Linked DNA regions of Homo sapiens: region 1 is linked to region 2. Evidence: read pairs that join two places in POLR2A ChIA-PET (ENCODE). Cell type or tissue: Panc1. All regions are shown on one strand. Links, peaks and the distances in the headings refer to the core of each region. The heading gives the core; the rest is flanking DNA.

Region 1 (10,006 bases), core at 4,889-7,388, 62 kb before region 2:
CTCCAATTCCTTTGGGGGTAAGAAACTTCAGAGATCTTTGTGATAGAAAATGAAGTAGGAAGACGATGGAGGAGCATTGCTTTGGTATCTTCAGACTTCAAGCATCCCCCTGGTATCTCTGCTTACGTTCTAGTTTAAATGGAAATGTGCTAAAAATAACTTGAAGATATACTGTAATGCCATTACATGTTTGAACAGTATGACAAACTTAAAGTATCGTTATGTAAGACAGAAAAGTTTTAAGACCATATTGATATTTTCACAATTTTCACAAGCCTTTATATAGTAATGCACATTTAACATTCAGAAGGGATTCCCTCAAAGGGAAACGCAATCGGGTAAAAGTGCCTCTGGAAGTAGGAACATGAACACAGTACTCGGCAGCTCCTCTCAGCAAGGTTAGCCTACCTCCCTACCTGTGGCTGGATGAACGAACTGTGTCACAGCACGTGGGAGATGACAGTGGAGGAGTTCTGAGCCTTGGCCCAGCGGATTTGCTGCTTTCCTCGAGCACCCAGAACCCCGAGACCACCATGTAAACGGGTCCAGGACAGGCTGCGGGATGATCACAGACACAGGGCCTAGGAGCTGCTGCCTGCAGCGAACACCCAGCCACCTCCTGGGAGCAGGGCCCTCGAGCTCAACAGCAACTGATCAAACATGAGTCAGCCCGTGGAAAACAGCCAAGGAAACACCCAGCTGAGCCCAGCCCAAATCGCCCACCCACAGAACGGTGACCCAAATGAGTGGAGGCTGTTCTAAGCTATGAGGTTTTGGGATGGTTTGTTTCCCAACAAAAGGCTAAATGCCATTCTCTGTAATTTCCTTCACAATACTTAATATTGGCCCAAAGACAATAAAACGTTTCAGTTCAGCTCTGGATTTGCCTACACTTATTCCACTTGAGTTTCTCATGTATTTCATCTAACCTAACAGCCATCTCCACATTCCTCACAAGATTCAACCTCTCCCAGACTCAACCTGCCTCTCATCTAACCCAACCACCATCTCCCCACTCTTCACAACACTCAACCTCTCCCAAACTCAACCTGCCTCTCATCTACTAATCCAACCACCATCTTCCTATTTCTCACAAAACTCAACATCTCACAAGCTCGACCTGCCTCTCATCTAACCCATCCACCATCTTCCTATTTCTCACAACACTCAACCTCTCCCAGACTCAACCTGCCTCTCATCTACTAATCCAACCACCATCTTCCTATTTCTAACGAAACTCAACATCTCCCAAACTCAACCTGCCTCTCACCTAACCTAACCACCATCTCCCCATTTCTCATAACGCTCAACCTCTCTCAAATGCAACTTGCTATGAACAGATTTCTACTCAAATACACAGTGAACAACTTCCACAACGGTTTCCTTTCCTTCCTTTAATCATCCTAAAGAGTTACTTTTAAATAGAATAATGAAGTTAACTGAACTAGCTACTGATAATTTTCTATTTATATGAGTGGAAGGTTTAGAATCAGAGTTCCTAAGTAGCAAGAAGAGTTGACAAAGAACAAATGAGTTTTTAAAAAACTTTTACTTAGATGTAGTTACTAAAATAAGAAAACTACTTTTAGTTTACATACATATTATTTTTCTTAAAAGAGTCTGGTAACTAACTAAATTTCCCCCCATTATTCAACCACCCTTTAAAAGAAAGTGTTTGGTTTTAAGTAAATTGCACCTCTCCACAGAAGTAACCAAGACACTTAAAATACAAAACAGGCTGGGTACAGTGGTTCACACCAGTAATCCCAGCATTTCAGGAGGCTGAGGAAGGCAGATCACCTGAGGTCAGGAGTTCATGATCAGCTAGCCAACATGGTGAAACCCCGTCTCTACAAAAAATACAAAAATTAGCCAGGCATGATGGCGGGTGCCTGTAATCCCAGCTACTTGGGAGGCTGAAGCAGAAGAATCGCTTGAACCCAGGAGGCAGAGGTTGCAGGGAGCCAAGATCGTGCCACTGCACTCCAGCCTGGGCAACAGAGCGAGACTCCATCTCAAAACAAAAACAAAACAAAACAAAAATACAAAACAGCTTTTTCAAAGGATAGTTGGGTGAGCTCAATTTAATCCAGAAAACCAACAGTTTCAAAAATAATCTGTGAATCTCTAGAAGTAACTATTTTCTTAAGTTTTAAGAAATTCATCAATAATGATACTAACAAAAATAGATCCTACTAATCTGAACGTTTTTTAGAGTTCAAGTTTTTGCTGAATAATGTGCAATGGCAATGGATACTCATCTTTTATACTTAAAACAAAAGAAATACTTTTCAATCCAGAGGATGATACAGGCAATAGCACTACTCTACAGCCCAAGGACACAACACGTAACTCAGGTATATTCACCTGGAAGGCCAGCCTCAGAATCTAGATACTCAATCTCACAAAGGAGGCTGCTCCTAGGTAAGCAAAGCAGAAACAAAGAGGAACCCGCATTGCTACTAAACTGCTTTGTTGTTCTTATTCTTGTAATTTTGGAAGGTATGGGAGACAGGGTGTCTCAAGTGGAAGAGCAGCCTTAACTATATTAAAAAGGACAAATTTAAAAGGGCTTTCTCAACAATAGTTATTTAGATAAGCGTTTCCCTTTAGTATTTTGTTACAATCTATTTCCATTTTAAATTTTACGCATTCAACCAGTATTGGCTGGATGCCTAGATGCCAGTCAGTTCCTAAGTAAGTGATACAGACACGGACAGAGTCCAGTTTCAGCCTTATATTCTGGTGGAAGTCAAATGACAAAAGCAGATTTTTTAAACATGCTAAAATAATTTTTAATATGTATTATATATAAAACACACACACACACACACACACACACACACACACACACACACATTTTTGAGACGGAGTTTCACTCTTGTCCCCCAGGCTGAAGGGCAGTGGCACAATCTCGACTCACTGCAACCTCCAGCTCCCAGATTCAAGCAATTCTCCTGCCTCAGCCTCTGGAGCAGCTGAGACTACAGGTGTGCGCCACTAGGCCCAGCTAATTTTGTATTTTTAGTAGAGACAGGGTTTCACCATGTTGGCCAGGCTGATCTTGAACTCCTGACCTCAGATGATCCGCCCGCCTTCACCTCCCAAAGTGTTGGGATTACAGGCGGGAGCCACAGCGCCCGGCCATAGGCCCTAGAACACTTATTTTAAAAATTACTGACCTTAAACTCTAATCTTGATACTTTGTAGATATGAAACTTCGTGTGACTTCTTTCTGAAATCAACATTCTGCCAATTAAAACCACATATGGATATTACTCATGTTCATACTTTCCTAATCAGTTTCCATCTTCTAAATGAGCTTGCCACACTATTAAGAAAAAGCACTTCCTTTTAAAATTTTTTAGATCCTTAAAAAATAACTGATTTCCATTTTGTTGCCTCAACCAACAGACTAACTTGGTATTTACATGACAAACCCGCCTTTTTTCACTTAAATATGTAAACACCTTCAGCTGGGCAACAAATCGAAAGAAGAGGATCATGGGACAAACATGCACAGGATCTATGAAAAGATGAACACCCCCTGAGCAGGCAGCTACTCGGTACCAGCCCTGTGCCAAGCACTGTGATAAGAGGAACACGGACGTCTGAGACAGAGTAATGTCAAGCAGCCCTAAGAATAAAGAGGCAAGTAAAAAAATTAATAGAAAGCTAAAAGCAAACCAGGACCCACAAATGCATTTTGGAGAATCTTTTAACTAAGAACTTATGGCAGGGCTATTTTCCATAGAGGTCAAAGAACATACGGCAAGTCCATTTAAATAAAAATTCTGGACTGGGCACAGTGGCTCACGCCTGTAATTCCAACACTTTGGGAAGCCAAGGTGGGCAGATCACTTGAGATCAGGAGTTCGAGACCAGCCTGGCCAACACAGCAAAAACTCGTCTCTAGTAAAAACAGAAAAATTAGCTGGGTGTGGTGGTGCACACCTGTAATCCCAGCTACTTGGGAGGCTGAGGCAGGAGAATCACTTCAACTTGGAGGTGCAGGCTGCAGCAGGCAGAGATTGAGCCACTGCAACTCGACTCTGGCCTTGGCAACAAAGCAAGACTCTGTCTTAGAAAATAATTAATTAATTAATTAATTAATTCTGTCTGCCAAGGGAGCTAACTTTATCATTAGAGGCCTGAGTTTCCTGACAGATTGCCTTAATAAGTAAAGGAATACTAGTGGTGTGGCATTAAGGGTTTTCCATGGTGAGCTGGCAAAACTAAAGACCAAAGCCTGGCCTAGAAAGCTGCTTAACTTAAACGAGGTATCAATGACCCTTGGACAACACGAGTTTGAACTGCACAGGCCCATTTACACATGAACTCTTTTCAACTGAAGGCAAATCAAAAACACAGTACTCACAGCACGCGAAAGCGCAGCGTCTGTGGAGGGCCGGCTGCGGGACCTCAGAACGCACAGATGTGGGTGTGCGCGGACGGTCCAGAAACCGATCCCCATGCTCTCCGAGGGATGATGCACACTGTTCATTATATCTGTTTTATTTGTGCCGTATGCCTCAATGGGGAGACAGAACATCTGATGAAACAGGTGTATAAAGAACTACAGGTTCTTATTTCACTTGGAAACAGCCTTGAATGACGGTTTCTCCTAAATCATTTCAGGCACATGTACAAATATATAGAAAAGTGACCTGTCCATTGTTAAGGTTTATCTAGCTCATTTATAATTTTTATACAGGTTTTATTTCTCTATTACATTAAGCACCATATAATGTATGTAGAAATACTTGCAGGTTGTAAGGCATTATAAAAATGCTTGTCACTGTCACTGTCATCACTGCCATCATCATCATCACCATTATCCTTACCCGCTGGTCCTCCTTTATGAGAATTTGTGAGGACTGACAACCCTGGAACCTCCAGAACAGAGGATCTCAAAACCAGGATTCCAAGAAGACGGTCAGTGCATGAACACAGGTTCGGCACTTCACTGAGCCCCTTGGTATTGAATCAAATCACTGTCTCTCTGAAGAAAGAATATACAGCTTTCCACAGATTCTCAAAGTTTCTGTGACGCCAAAACCATCAAGAACCACAGTTTTGGAGCCTACAAATAGGCGTCCAGGGTGGCAGAAAAGAAGCTTCGCTCAACCTTCACAACTGCAATTACTGTGTGTTACAATCTATTTGCTCACAAAACAAATGAGGGCTACTTACTGCTCTATCAGCCACTGTGCTTAGAAGAGGGTAGACAGATGATTACGCTGGACTGTGTCCTTGAGTTCATGGAGACGGACTGAAGTCACAGACAGGCCGCGCACTGAGTCATACACTACAACAGAGGAACACACAGGAAGTGCCCCCGCAGCGAAGAGAAGCAAAGGCTACCTGGCTTGAAGGAAAGGTTTCCCCGGAGACCCCACGATGGCTTACCAGGCCAGCCTAACCATTATGCATTGAGTGCCTGTTATATACACCAAGCATTCAAAGACTTACGTGCGCCCACAAAGAGCTGACAATCTAGAGGAAAGGCGCGTGTAAATAAACAATTACACTAGAGTGATACTGCAGTCATATGTTTAAGTACATAAAAGATAAGAAACAGCTCCACGTAACGAAGAGGGCTGTCAAGAAAGCTTTATTAAGTAGAGTTATGAGATAATACGAGCTGACCACTGTATGCCCAAAGGCAGGGAGACAGAAAACGGCGAGGCACAGAGGGGTAGAGGGCTGCACAGGGCAGGGGCTGAGGGACCAGGGCTGCACAGGAGCCAGTGAGGGAAGCACGGGTGATGTTAAATGGGAGAGCAGGGAGGCCTGTTAGGGCAATGCGGCTCCGCCACGGAGAGACTGGACCCCGTGCGATGGGAGACAGTGAAACGGGTTAAGGAGGATTCCGTGACAGATGAACACCTCAGCTCAAGAATCACGTCTGTATTGTCAGAATGCCTCCTAACGCATCACACCATAAACTACATCAACTGGCACGCGCTACTTTCCTTTAAAAAATGCAACAGAATATTTCAAAATTCAATGGCACTAAGTCGACGTGCATCATATTTCCATCATTTGTCGTGTTTTTATAATTTGGCACAGACATGAACTCCATGAGCAGAGTATAACACCACGTAATTTTACTCACTAATTGTGACAATCTAGTGAGACAGTCTATGGAAAGACCATAAAATAGGGCCTGTACACGGCAAGTACTCACTAAACGTTAACTATAATTACATGCTGATGATGATTAAGAAGAAAAAGCTTACCTGTGATAAGAATATGGTTAAATTATCACAAACCAGAAAGCAGTCTTCAGAAACTACATAAATAGCTGAGTAACTTTTATTAAAAAAAAACAAAAAACCAATTGATTTAAAACTAAAAAGACTGTATTAGTAGACTCTCCCCAACATGAAATGAGTAAGACATTCTAAAGAATCCCATTCAACAGGTTGAGCCACTCGGAGGCCTAGCAATGGACCGAGTTCAACATGGTATCAGATATTCGAGGAGATATGGTACTGTTGAACTGGCAAGGCAAGTTAATTGATAAGACTGGCCCTTGAAGTATATATGTGAATAGTTTCCTAGACTTACTGTCACTGCTGTGAAACTGGAGAACTGCCAATTCAACAAGTACAGGCATGTGCCCTTGAACGGCAATCTTTCCAAGTCCATTTATTCCTAGTAACAAAGACAGAAAAGATTGCGCTTTGTGGCACTATGTCTTGTATGGAGCATGCACTATTTATAAGCAGCATGGTCTGCTGTTTGAAAAAAAAAAAAAAATGCCAGAAAGGCAACTGCAAAATAACAGTACACAAAACACACACTAATAAATAAAAACGTGACAAATCCAGCCCTACGAACTAAAATAATCCAAAAAGTAAAAACAATGGGAACTAAATGGTAAGAAAATCTCCAACATTTAAACTAACACCTAAAGCTTAAAATCTTTTCAATTTTCATAGTTGTACACGGTAGGTAATACGGAAAGAACAGACCAGGTATTAAGTGAACATTAAACCTCTACACACACAGGTCACTCAACAAATTACGAACACCCAATCCTTAAACATCCTTAGGACAAAAAACAGTTCCCTGGCAAGGGGGACGGTGAGTAAGCTTACTCTGGCTTTCTTGCCCCGTACTAGATGGCCAAGAGGACAGCTGCTGATGCCAAGGCACCAAGGAGGACAAGGCAAGAGAACGATGGCCTCATGTAACTCGATGCAGAGGGAGGTACAAATCACGTTAGCTTTGGCGTGCAGGCCTGAAAGCTGGGACCTAACCACCATCTTAAACATGGTTTCCACAAGAAAAGCCTTCCAACAATTAACGTCCTGTCCAGTTCAGATGGGCAGCATTTTTACCGATTAAATCACACTTTTACAACTGCAAACACAAATATGACACCTGTCCATCTCTTCAATGGCCAATGAGACAAGGGAAGCTACAGGCACTCACCTGGATTCACCCACGCCTTCGCTGGCCTGATCTTGACTTGCTGACTGCCACCGCGACGGAATTCAAACTCCTGTCCTCCTAATTGTGCTAGATAGCAATATGTCATTCAGAGTAAAAATGCTGGAAGATTCTTACATTCAAGACTCCTTCAGGACCAAGCATCGAATCTAGGATTCAAGGCTGCAACCTGGCCTAACCCAGCTTAGCACAGAAACCCACTTCACTAGTCGTTTTTGAACAGGCTCCCTCGCAGCATCCGTAGATCATTCTTCAAAGAGTAAGAGGAGTAAAATGCGGTTCTGGCACTTAGCACCCAAGAAGTCTTGGGCAAGTTACTTAACCTCTCATTGACGTTTCATCCTGTAATGTAGGGATAACAGAGTCCACCCGGTGGTTGTGAGAATTAAATGGACTGGCACACACAGAATGCCGGGCCCAGTGCCCGGCTGTGACACTCAGTGTCGTGGTTATTACTAGACTGGTGCTCACCACCAGTGTCATTACCACTGACAGCATGAGGACAAAGCCGGCCTGTCTGACGTAAGCTGTTTCCACCCCACACCTCCAGGTCCCGGCCCCTGCACACTCTGAGAATTACATCACAGCACGGTAAGCGTCACTGCGTGCTGCTCCACAACGTGGGACGGCCCTGAGTCACGGTCCCCCGAGTTCCCATCCACAGCCTTTCCAGGCTAGACTTGTTCAGTCAGTAACGCATCAACGTGGTAAACATCATACAAATAACTAAAGAAAAGCTGAATCTCTGTTGTTTTTAGTAAGAAAATGGAACTTCCTTAGGATTTCGACTAGATCCTATTTTCACCTTAACATCTTCCTGCTTCAAAGAAGGACCCTTCCCCTGGTAGAAATTGTTACCACGCCCTGCTTGACTCAGAATCACACACACACAAGATTTTTATCCCAGAACACAGCAACAACACACTGTGGTAACATCATTTCTGCCAAGACACAACTTCCAGTCTCCCTGTGGCTGGGAAACGAGCTTCTTTTCTCTTAAGCTTTCCTAGGAGGAGAACATAAAGAGCCAAGAGGACAGCAGCTGCTGCCACTTCAGGGAGGAGCCAGCAACACAAAAGCCCTTTCACCAGCACATTTTTTAACTCTCTGCCGGGCCTCCCACCCGTCTCTAATCAAGTTCCTGCTGCCAGGAATTCTAGCCCCAGCTCCCACAGGGCATCAGGTCCCACCACAGCAGGCCAGGCTTCCAGCAGCCACCCAGCTCTCAGCCACTTGCAGACCCTTTAGTCAGGATCCGGGGCCCGTCAGCCTCCTCCACATTCCTTCTCCTGTCACAGGAGGACGTGCAGCAGGAGCAGGGATCCCAGGATGTAAGTAAAATATCCTACTTTATATGAGGAAAAGGGTTTCTAACTTGAATGAATAATAAATAGCTGAAACATTCAGAGTTCTGCAGAACCAGACAGAAGCTCCAGAAACATTTTCCCTGACTGAGGTCAACAATCAGGTTAGCCTGGGCCGGAATTCCGTTCCGTTCCCACTGTAGAAACGCACTCACCTGTGTGCACCTAAGCCGGGCGGCCAGGAGCCGACCCCACACAGGTGACACAGGGATGAGGCCAGGAGCCGACCCCCACACAGGTGACACAGACATGAGGCCAGGAGCCGACCCCCACACAGGTGACACAGGGATGAGGCCAGGAGCCGACCTCCACACAGGTGACACAGACATGAGGCCAGGAGCCGGCCTCCACACAGGTGACACAGGGATGGTGCTCCAACACTCTCCATCGTGTGAATGCAGCCATTTTCTCTTAAGAAAAATGTCCTCATTTCCCTTCCTGTATTTCATGAATGCTGACTTAAGTTGTGACAACGGCTGTACTTCCATATTAATTCATTCCCAGTCTTTTCATCAAAACGTAAATTTCAATCCTGAAACCAGGATTGGGATGCTAAAAGTAACACAGCAGTAATATGTTTAGAGATCTGCTCTTATCTTAATGAAAAACACGGGCTCCCCAAATAAGTAGAGTCAGAAGGGGAAACACTCGTCCTGGGCTGCTTTGTATACTAACATTAACAGCCAAAAAGAGAACCAAACTACTCTAGACTGAAGGTCAAACACATTCCAGGGCGTCCTGTACGCAATACACACATCAGGGAACAGACCTCAACCCAACACTGCTTCAACACCAACTTCTATTCACAATTTCTACAAAATCTTCTGGCCAGGCATTTTTCTAGACATTCCCTTAGTTTTAAAAATGAACAAAAAGCTGCAGCATTTCATTGGTGCTCAAGTAATAATTAACTTGCTAAGTACACATCAGCTAAGAACACTACACCAAATTTATTCCACACACCCACAAGAGGGATGCTCCAGATTTTATTCTGCTTAAATTACAGGAAAACCTGTTGAAGCTTACAACAAAGCAACAGAGAATGGATCTGAAGTAGAAGAGGGGGTTGGATGCTGAGACGCATGGCAGGCAGACCGAACCCTGAATGTGGGATTACACATGCTTCAAAGATCTTTACTCCGCTAAACATCTTTGTTAAATCTACTTTATAATCCTCACTG
Region 2 (10,006 bases), core at 4,041-6,540:
ATGGTTTTTACTTGTATGCAGATAAATTCTATCCTTGTATCTCTATCCCTCAACCCCTGTCTGAACTTAAGCTGCAGATCTACTGGCCCTGTGTATATATTTACCTTACACACAACATGCAGAGAACTGAACTCAGCTTTGGTCTGCCTCCACTGCCATAGGGCAAGCTTCACTTCCTGTCTTGTCTAACTGAATTAGATAATTATTACCTCATCCTTGGTGGTAATCTGGGTAACTCTTTGTCCTGCAACTCCTACATGCGCATAATAGTCACAAAGTCCAGTGAACTTAACCACCAATAGTTTGGATTTCTTTCCCTCTTCCTTGCTTTCTGTTCCCTGGACTAATTCTAGGCTCCTGACTGGTCTTCCATAGTGTGTTCTGTCTCAAATCCAAACCTCACATGCTTCCACCATCATCTATCAAAACAGCAACACCATATTGAAATGCTTCTGTTTTCCAAGGGGTAAAATCTACATTCCTTGGCGCGCCTTTCTAGGTCCTCCACAACCTGGCCTCTGCTCAGTGGAGGAGCCTCCACACTGGCATTTCATGCTCCGGCAATTTTTTTTTTTCTAATTAAAGTTCTGGGATACATGTGCAGAATGTGCAGCTTTGTTACGTAGGTATACATGTGCCATGGTGGTTTGCTGCACCCATCAACCTGTCATCTACATTAGGTATTTCTCCTAATGCTCTCCCTCCCCTCTCTACCCTCCAACAGGCCCTGGTGTGTGATCTTCCCCTCCCTGTGTCCATGTGTTCTCATCGTTCAACTCCCACTTATAAGTGAGAACATGCGGTGTTTGGTTTTCTGTCCCTGTGTTTGCTGAGGATGATGGTTTCCAGCTTCATCCATGTCCCTGCAAATGATATGAACTCATCTTTTTTATGGCTGCATAGTATTCCATGGTATATATGTGGCACATTTTCTTTGTGCAGTCTATCATTGATGGGCATTTGGGTTGGTTCCAAGTCTTTGCTATTGTGGATAGTGCATGCTTCAGCAATTCCGAACAGCTATTAATACGCTGTTACCATCGACCTGCTCCTCTGACCTGGAACACCCTCTTCACCCTGTGTCATCTAATCAACTCCTCATCCTTCCATGCAGGTGACACCTCTTCTGGGAAGCTTTGTCTGCCTTGTTTATCCTGGGTCCAGGAGTGCTCTCATTGGTGGCACTCTGGGCCTTCCTTGAGGAAGCATTATCACCCTAGGGTGAATGATCTGTTTAACTGTTATGTGGTTTGTCTCCAGGGCAGAGATTATGTCCTATTCATCTTTATATCCTTAATTCCAGCCATAGTTGCTCAGTAGATGATGCTGATGTGATCTCAATTTTGGGGTAAAATTAGATGTATATACAGACACAGAAAAAATGACTGGAAGGATACCCAGGTAACATGACTGGATAGTTACAACGTTTTACTGGAACTTTCTCCCACTTTGGCCACAAAAAGTATCAGTGTGAGGTTTACTCACATTACTATATTACATAAGGAAATAAAGCTGCTTTTCAAATTTTGGGGTAGGCTGGAAAGGAGTGGGGTCATGGGGGAGAAGGAAAGCACAAAGACCATGAGTTTTGCTAATTGTAAGACATTAATCCAGGACTCTCCAAACCTACAGCCCAATTTCTACTGAGAATTTTTTTTTTTTTTTTGTAGAGATAGAGTCTATGTTGCCCAGGCTGGTCTTGCATTCCTGGCCTCAAGCAATCCTCCAGCCTTGGCCTCCCAAAGTCCTTACAGTTGTGAGCCACTGTGCCTGGTCCTACTGAGAACATTTTGAAAAGCAGAATTGAAATCCAATTATAACAGCTCCTCTTACTTCCTTTGTAAATTACGAACATGCCCATCCCTCTTTCCTCACCACTTCATCACCACCATGTCCCCTCCTCTCTGCAAAACTTATTGAAATAACAATTACATTTTGTAATTTTCCTTTCCTGTTGCTTTCAGGACTCAAGCTCTGTTGAGGACATGAGGCCAGCAGATGGGCATAGTTTTAAAGAAGTTATAGTATTCGAATTGAAATTCCCTACTCTGTTAATTACGGCCCTGAAGACTTTTTGTCACAAATGCAAAATTTCACAACCACCTGACATTAAGAATGTTGATACTCAGGCCCTCGTGCAGCTGCTTGCTCATGAGGCCAACAGATGGGCATACTATTTAAAAAAAAAAAAAAAAAAGGGCTGCAATGCCGAGGTTGGAATTCTCAAATCCAGGCACTGAGGCTCTTAAAGCTCAGTGCACGGTCAGGAGTTGCACTGCCTCATGGTCCTTTGGGACCCTTCCTGCCCGCCCCGCTCTGCACCTGGAGCCACTGGGCGAAGCGTGTTAAAAAGCCACAGCTGACTTAATTCATGTGTTATGGGAGACATTCCTGGGGTTGGCTTATTACCGTGATCCTAACCCTCTCCTGGTGCGATTCGAAAAGAACACTTAGGAAGGGGAACAAAGACAGTAAGACAATAGTGTGGAAAAACACATAATAATCCTACTTTTTTCTTTTTCTTTTTTTTTTTTTTTTGAGACGGAGTCTTACTCTGTTACTCTGGCTGCTGCACAGTGGCATGATCCTGGATCACTGCAACTTTTGCCTCCCGGGTTCAAGCGATTCTCCTGCCTCAGCCTCCTGAGTAGCTGGGACTACAGGCACGTGCCACCACGCCTGGCTAATTTTTGTATTTTTAGTAGGGATGGAGTTTCACCATGTTGGTCAGGCTGGTCTCTAACGCCTGACCTCAAGTGATACACCTGCCTCGGCCTCCCAAAGTGCTGGGATTACAGGGGTGAGCCACCGTGCCCGGCCTTAATCCTACTTTCATATTGTTACTGCCCCATGGGAAATCAAATGTACAAATCAGCAAGGATCTATTTTATAGTCAGTCAACAAACAACAACATAAGCACTACAGACTCTTTTATTTACAACAGTCTTTCAAAAGAAACCTTTCTTCTGCATCCACGTGCAAGTTAAGTAAGCTTGAGGAACATCATCAAGAATGGGATGGTGAATATATGAATAGAATAGCTGCAACCTCACGTCAGTTGAATTTAATCAGTAGAGCAGCTGTGTCCCGTCTTCGGTACCATGGTGTGGGGGTGTATTAGTCTTGTTTTCATGCTGCTGATAAAGACATACCGGAGACTGGGAAGAAAAAGAAGTTTAATTGGACTTACAGTTCCACGTGGCTGGGGAGGCCTCAGAATCATGGCGGGAGGCGAAAGGCGTTTCTTACGCAGCAGCAGCAAGAGAAAATAAGGAGCAAGCAAACGTGGAAACTCCCGATAAACCCATTAGATCTCGTGAGACGTATTCACTCTCGCGAGAATAACGCGGGAAAGACCCACCCCCATGATTCAACTACCTCCCTCTGGGTCCTTCCCACAATATGGGGGAATTCTGGGGGACACGATTCAAGTTGACATTTGAATGGGGACACAGCCAAACCATATCAGGGGGAATGGGCATGACTCAAGTTCAAATCTTTTCTCCAGTAGGGTATTTATTAGCCATGTGACTTTAGGTACATCACTTCTCCTGAGCCCCCGTTTACTCACACGTAAAACTGGAGAAATAGGAACCACCTCACAGGCCTTGTTGAGCTGAAACATTTGAGTTTAACTGGCGCCTCCTGACGCTGGTTCAGTTTGCTCATCATTGGTGCGCGCTGTGTCCCGTGAGCCTGCGCTCCGCCCTCGGGCCCTTCCGGGCCGCTTGCTTTTCATCTTCCCTGTGGGACTCGCCCAGAGACGCCTTCACGCAGCTCCGCGTCATCTGTGATTCTGTAGCTTCGGGGATCCTCTTGTAAACTGTAAGGGTGTTTTAGATGTCTATCATTTATTTTTATTTTCTGTTTAGAAGGAAATGACATACAAAAAACTATGGTTTGCATTTCACTTATTTATACATGGATCCATTTCCTTGCCCAACACACTGATATTAAATTTTTATGGGAGTAAAAAAAAAAAAAAAAAAAACAACTAGCTATGAAGAAAGTCCAAAGATATTGAGACGAATACGGAAATATTTATTGAGCATTGCATTGATATTAATTGGGACTTCAAAACATATCGACAAAAAGAACCTCCTCACAGCTTCCACACGAAAGCGGGCCTATCTGCCAAACGCTTCCAGTGTTTGTGGGTGGCTGCGTGCAGATTGCTTTAGTTAATAGGGAATTTAGTGCAGTGAAGGAGGGAAAAAAGACATTTCGGTAAATCTTTTGTTCTTACTGATTCTAGAACAAGCTGCAGCAAGCCCTACCAGTCGTCTCCAAGCCTGGACGTATACTTGGCTAGGACAGAGAATCACTTCCTCGCCTTCCCTTAGTCACCCGCCGAGGGGGCTGTGGGGTTAGCTCAGAGGGCCTAGTTTAAGGAAAGGAGCTCAGAATCCGTTGCCGTCCATTCTTGTGGACTCAATACCAACAAGATCTGCTCTCTGGACACAACGCTTCTCATGGGGAGTTCATGACACTGGTGCCTCTTCAATCCATTTTGCCCCTAGAGAGTAGACTACTAAATAAAACTCTCTAGATTCTATAAAAATCGAAGCCTTATAAAAAATAATGGTTGTTTACAAACACCTTCTTACTCCTATTGAACAAACACTCCTGTGCAGGTCTGATGTTTCAACAATTTTGAAGGCTACAAACTAGTCTCTGGGTCCCTACCCTTTATTATTATTATTTTATTTACCCGCTACCTACTCCAGGGCACACAACCCCCATTCCACCACCCTACAGCCCCCGTGTGTCTGTGTTCACCACTGCTGTTAAATGCTGGCTCCTGGGTGCACGCTGAATCCAGCGGTGTGTAACCTAATTTGAATTTTAAAGTCAAAGGGGATCTGAGATACTCAAGTATCATGCATGAGGTTGGAATTGTGAAATGGAGGGTTTTTCCGTTTGTTGCTGGCATGTGAAGCACTAGCAAGCTGGTATGAGAAAGCATTTTATACTGGGATGGAGCGGAGGAGGGGTGGGAAAATAGGATCTTCTGACTAATGAAATGACTAAATACAGATTTTCTAAACGTTGGAATGCATGGTTGGATGAACTGAATTGTTCTGAGGAGATGATGGAATTGAATGAAAACTTAGGATTGATGTTTTTTTGAAAATGCAGAATGCATGGTGCTGGAATGTGACATACCCAGGTTTGTCCCATCATCATTCCAAAAGGCACCACTGCAAACGATGTGAGTTCCTTCTTCCCTACATTATACATCTGGTTTCTTTCTCCCCATCTTCCCTTCTCGACAACTTCTATCAGCTTTGGCCACACACTCATCCAGAACTAAAACAACGCAAGCACTGAAGTACATTTTCTTGGTTGTAAAGAAAAGCTTGTTCTGAATTTGGCACAGTGACCTCCATATGTGCTACCTTTATTCATACATTCTATGTATAATACTAATCATATATTGTGTGTTATAAGAAAAGGCTTTCTTTGAGATCTCCACCTGAAACCGATTGTAAAATATTACGTCATATTCAAGTGCATTCCCCTTGGGTATACCCATGCCTTGCAGGGCCTCAGATTCAGCAAGTGACAGAGATAGAGATTTGTTTCTCTAATTGTCCGTTCACGGGTTGAGGCAATAACAACAACACTAACCAAATAAAAGCTAGCAGTGTTGAAGGCTTTCCAGATAGCAGGCATTGTGCTAAGCACTTTATATGGATGAATTTATTTAATCCGCATGACATTTAATCTGCATGACAATCCCAGAGGGATGGTACTAATAGTCTACTCATAAGAGATATGCACTGAAGCCTGTGCCAGTCTTAAACTTGCCTAGGAAGGTGCCAGATTATGTGTTGGGTCTTTGCCTGAGTCCAAGAACAGTTTCTAGGCAACCAAATGCCAATGTCAGTCCTCATAGGGATCCTTACCAAAGTTTGACCCAGGGGCCTGAGGCCAGCATGGATTTGCCAGAGAGTTGATTAAATCCTATTCATGGGAGCTGAACACTTCCTTTATTAAGAATAATGGATTAAAGCAAGAAAACAAGGAAAGTTAAATTAGATCTAAAAGTCTCATAAAATAAATAATGAGCATGAACCATTGAAGGCCAAACATGTCATAATTAATACTAAATAAGTATTGGCAACACATTTCTGAAGTATGCTTTGTTTTAGTATCCACCTTAATTGATTCAATTTAGCACTTCACTTAACATTTGCTTTTTAAATTTTTTATTTTTTTGAGTTGGGTTCTCACTCTGTCACCCAGGCTGGAGTGCAGTGGTACAGTCACGGCTCACTGCAGCCTTGACCTCCCGGGCTCAAGTGATTCTCCCACCTCAGCCACCCAAGTAGCTGGAACTACAGGCACATGCCACCATGCCCAGCTAATTTTTGTGTTTTTTGTAGAGATAGAGTTTGACCATGTTGCCCAAGCTGGCCAACTCCTGGGCTCAAGCAATTCATCTGCATAGGCCTCCCAAAGTGCTGGGATTACAGGCATAAGCTATAATGCCCAGCCTTAATTTCTAAAATAAGAAGTGAATTGATGTGCTGAGGACTTGTTCTAATGATTGTTTTCACTTAGCTTTTTGCTATTAAAAGCTAACCCATTAAACAAAGTATTTAGTGAAGAGCATGAACTACAGATTTTATCATAAACTGAACTGCCTGAATTTCCTTATGCATTTGAAAACTGTACTGCTGCTGTAAAAGCTATGTGTTTTGACCTTGGCTAATCTGGTCTCTACTTGCACAACTTTGCTCAGTAGGAGAATTCAGCCTTGGTTAGTGAGGCGTATGGATTTAGGTGATGGCTCACAGACTTTGACTCAGATGATTGAGCAGATACAGGTGCAATTCAGAATTATGGATTGAAGTGAGCAAGGATTTGTTAAAAACTTTCAAACTTCGAAGGTGAAGATTTGGCTTTCACTCATCATTGCTAAATAACAAATTTCTCCTTAGCAAAAACATATTGAGTGATAATTTTGGTTGATATCTATCACCAGCCTCGCCTCACCTTCTACCTGTCCAAAAGTCCTTTGAAGTCTGCAAAGTAAAAAAAAAAATGAAGAAAAACTGGCCAATTGTGAATCATTATTTAATTATTCATGAGGTATATAGAGTATGTCAAAGAAAGAGATTAAAAATGTTTGCTGTATTCTGCCTGAGAGACAAGTATTATCCTGGGGGAATATTTGTCATCAGATAGAGAATATAAAACAGCAGGAGTCATATATTGTGGAGCACGGAAAGGAAAGGGAGGTAAATTTTGTCTCTTATGGACTGAGCGACACTTGGAGACATGCCATCAAACAGAGGGCTAGCAAATGTCACATAGAACCCGAAGATCACAGTGGATTATTAGCATCTGCCCTTTTGGATTGTTCCCTGACATCCGCAATGTTTGCAAAGGCAAAACTTCTACTTGCAGGTGAACATGAAACTCCCACTGTTTAAGTTTAGGGCATTATAAATATTACAAGGTCTACTTTAACAAGAATAAGATATGGTACAAGGAGCTAATCTTGGTAGCACCCACTGAGAGGCTAGCCTACATTTTGACTTTAGCAAACTTGCTAGCATTGGGTCGTGGAGAAATGAAATAGGGTTAGTGTTCTAATCTTAATAACTATTTTAATAATAGTGATGACCTGCACTAATTGGGTGCTCACTATGTTTCAAGTAGGAGTGTAGCAGTAGAAGGGTCTATGGACCTGGACATTGTGGAACCTCCTATAAAGAGTCTGGGAGACCAGAAAATAAAGTATAAAAAATAATAGCATGGAGCAACTTGACTCCCAGCCTGCTTATAGGAAGCAAGAGGTCTAACTATTTCAACTATGTCACAAATTTTCATAGGGTAGTTACAGATTATAATGTGTTTCAAAAGAAAAGAAAGTTTTGAAATCCAAAATAATTGCATATTGACTTAATCACTAATCTTGATTAAAATTTCATTTAAACTGTGCTATTTCAGCCAGGCGCGATGGCTTACGCCTGTAATCCTAGCACTTTGGGAGACCGAGTTCGGCGGATCACTTGGGGTCAGGAGTTTGAGACCAGCCTGGCCAACATGGTGAAACCCTGTCTCTACTAAAATTACAAAAATTAGCTGGGTGTGGTGTCGGGCACCTGTAATCCCAGCTACTTGGGAGGCTGAGGCAGGAGAATGGCTTGAACCCGGGAGCTGGAGTTTGTAGTGAGCTGAGATTGCACCATTGCACTCCAGCCTGGGCGACAGAGCGAGACTGTGTCTCAAATAAATAAATAAATAAAATATATAAATTTATAAATTTATAAATAAATAAATGAACAAACAAACTATGTGATTTCCATTTCAGGTATGGTCCCACTCTCTCTGTGTGATTTGTAAACAATAAGCTTCTGAGTACTGATAATTTGATGTTGATGGGCTGAACAAAATTAGCATTTTGGTCCCTAATTAGAAAAATGAACACCTGCAAGAAGGAGAATGGAAATGAATTGTTAGATTCTCATTTCCAGAGAATATAATTGTTTAGGGGAGAAAAATATCCAAAGGTAATGGTTACGAATCAATGTTTGGTAGGTTCTGAATTGTTTTTGAATCTTATCTTTAGGGTATTATCTGAATGAGTGTTCTTTTTAAAACAAGTAATGGTAAAAATAAAAATACTGAAAAACTTTCAGCCCAGGCAGAGAGGGAGGGGCTTTCATTTTGTCACAGTATTTTTTTGTTTTTTGTTTTGGGACAGGGTCTTGCTCTGTCGCCCAGGCTAGAGAGCACTGGTGTGATCATAGCTCATTGTAGCCTTGACCTCCTGGGCTCAAACGATCCTCCTGTCTCAGCCTCCTACCATCATGTCTGGCTACTTTTTTTTTTTTTTGGTAGATACAGGGTCTCACTATGTTGCCCAGCCTGGTCTAGAACTAAGTTCAAGCAATCCTCTTGTCTCGGTTTCCCAAAGTGCCGGGATTATGGGTTTGAGCCACCATGCCTGGTTGCAGCATTTTAAAACAGCCTAGATGTATTCTCTTAATCAAGTAGAGGAAGAAAGGGTGCCATTAGAAAAAGAGGCATCAACGCAGAGGTCCGTAATTATTATGAAATGGCTCTCCCTCAAAACTTAGCAGAAAAAAAATTACAAGCAGTAATCACTTGTAAATTATTTATGTTTTCTAATGTGCTCTAACTTTCCATTTCTGTGCTTATAAACTTTGCTTTTACAATCCGTTTGTGTTTGTGACTGAGTTACAGAATAATGAATAGATATTATTGTGCAAGTGGCGTGGACTATCATAAGCTATCCTTTGGTTATTGTTGGCATGCTACGACGTTTTTAAGAAAGGGGGAAAAGTCTCAGTGGATAAAGTTGTACGTGTTTGATGTCCTGTTGTTGCCTAGGGCTTTAGCAACCCTGAGTGTGCCCAGTTGCCAGCACATTTGGATTCCTGAGGGGTTCTTAGCAGTGGCTAGTGGTAGTCATTGCATCTGCCAACTTTCTGAAAGCGGATGTGGCCGGTGAATGTGGGTGCGGCCAGTGAATGTGGGTGTGGCTGATCTGGCCATGGCTCTGCCTCAGATCTCCAATCATGCAGACAGATGTGCCTGAGGCATCGATCGAGGAGGGGGCTGCAAAAAGGAGCTGCAAATGTTGGTGTTTTTATGTAGTTTATGTTCCATTCCATCTCACCCCATGTAAGCCAGGAGAGAGGGCCGTTTCCTACTCTCGTAAATTTAAGTTCTTTTCCTTTTAGAAAAAGAACATATTTTGAGCTACCTTTTATGTAGCTGGTGCAGATATTTTAAAAAATGTAATATACCAGAAGCAGTATTTTTCCTGGTATTAATGATTAGTATGAATCACTACATGATTGAGGGAACACCATAGCCTGTTTATTCATCTTGGAGACTGTCAGGGCTGAACTGGGCTAATCATGTTTGCTTTTTGCAGCCCCGTGGTGTGGTTAGCCTTTTGTCTTCCTTGTAATGTGCTAGGGTTTGCTTGCGGCCTGTGTCCCGTCCTCCCTGCAGACAGCTG

The links. ChIA-PET counts read pairs that join two places held together with the same protein. Peaks named below come from ENCODE experiments on the same cell type or tissue, not always from the same donor. Only the 100,000 strongest peaks of a DNase experiment are listed, where the experiment ranks them.
Region 1: POLR2A ChIA-PET joins it to region 2 with 8 read pairs; 1 of 35 experiments calls an interaction of 5 or more read pairs at or near these places.

Annotation. Positions count from the first base shown.
Region 1 is chr4:186,692,945-186,702,950 of GRCh38, forward strand. All of the region lies in intron 2 of FAT1 (FAT atypical cadherin 1), which reads right to left. Among named protein-coding and RNA genes, the nearest start is that of FAT1, 26 kb to the right of the region's middle. In Panc1, for the core only: no CTCF peak of the experiment used is centred there; no DNase peak of the experiment used is centred there; H3K27ac peaks cover 2,500 bases.
Region 2 is chr4:186,755,850-186,765,855 of GRCh38, forward strand. LOC124900875 (a long non-coding RNA gene) reads right to left here and starts at 3,818. Exons shown (of 2, transcript XR_007058500.1): 1 at 3,572-3,818; 2 at 2,914-3,158. In Panc1, for the core only: no CTCF peak of the experiment used is centred there; no DNase peak of the experiment used is centred there; H3K27ac peaks cover 404 bases.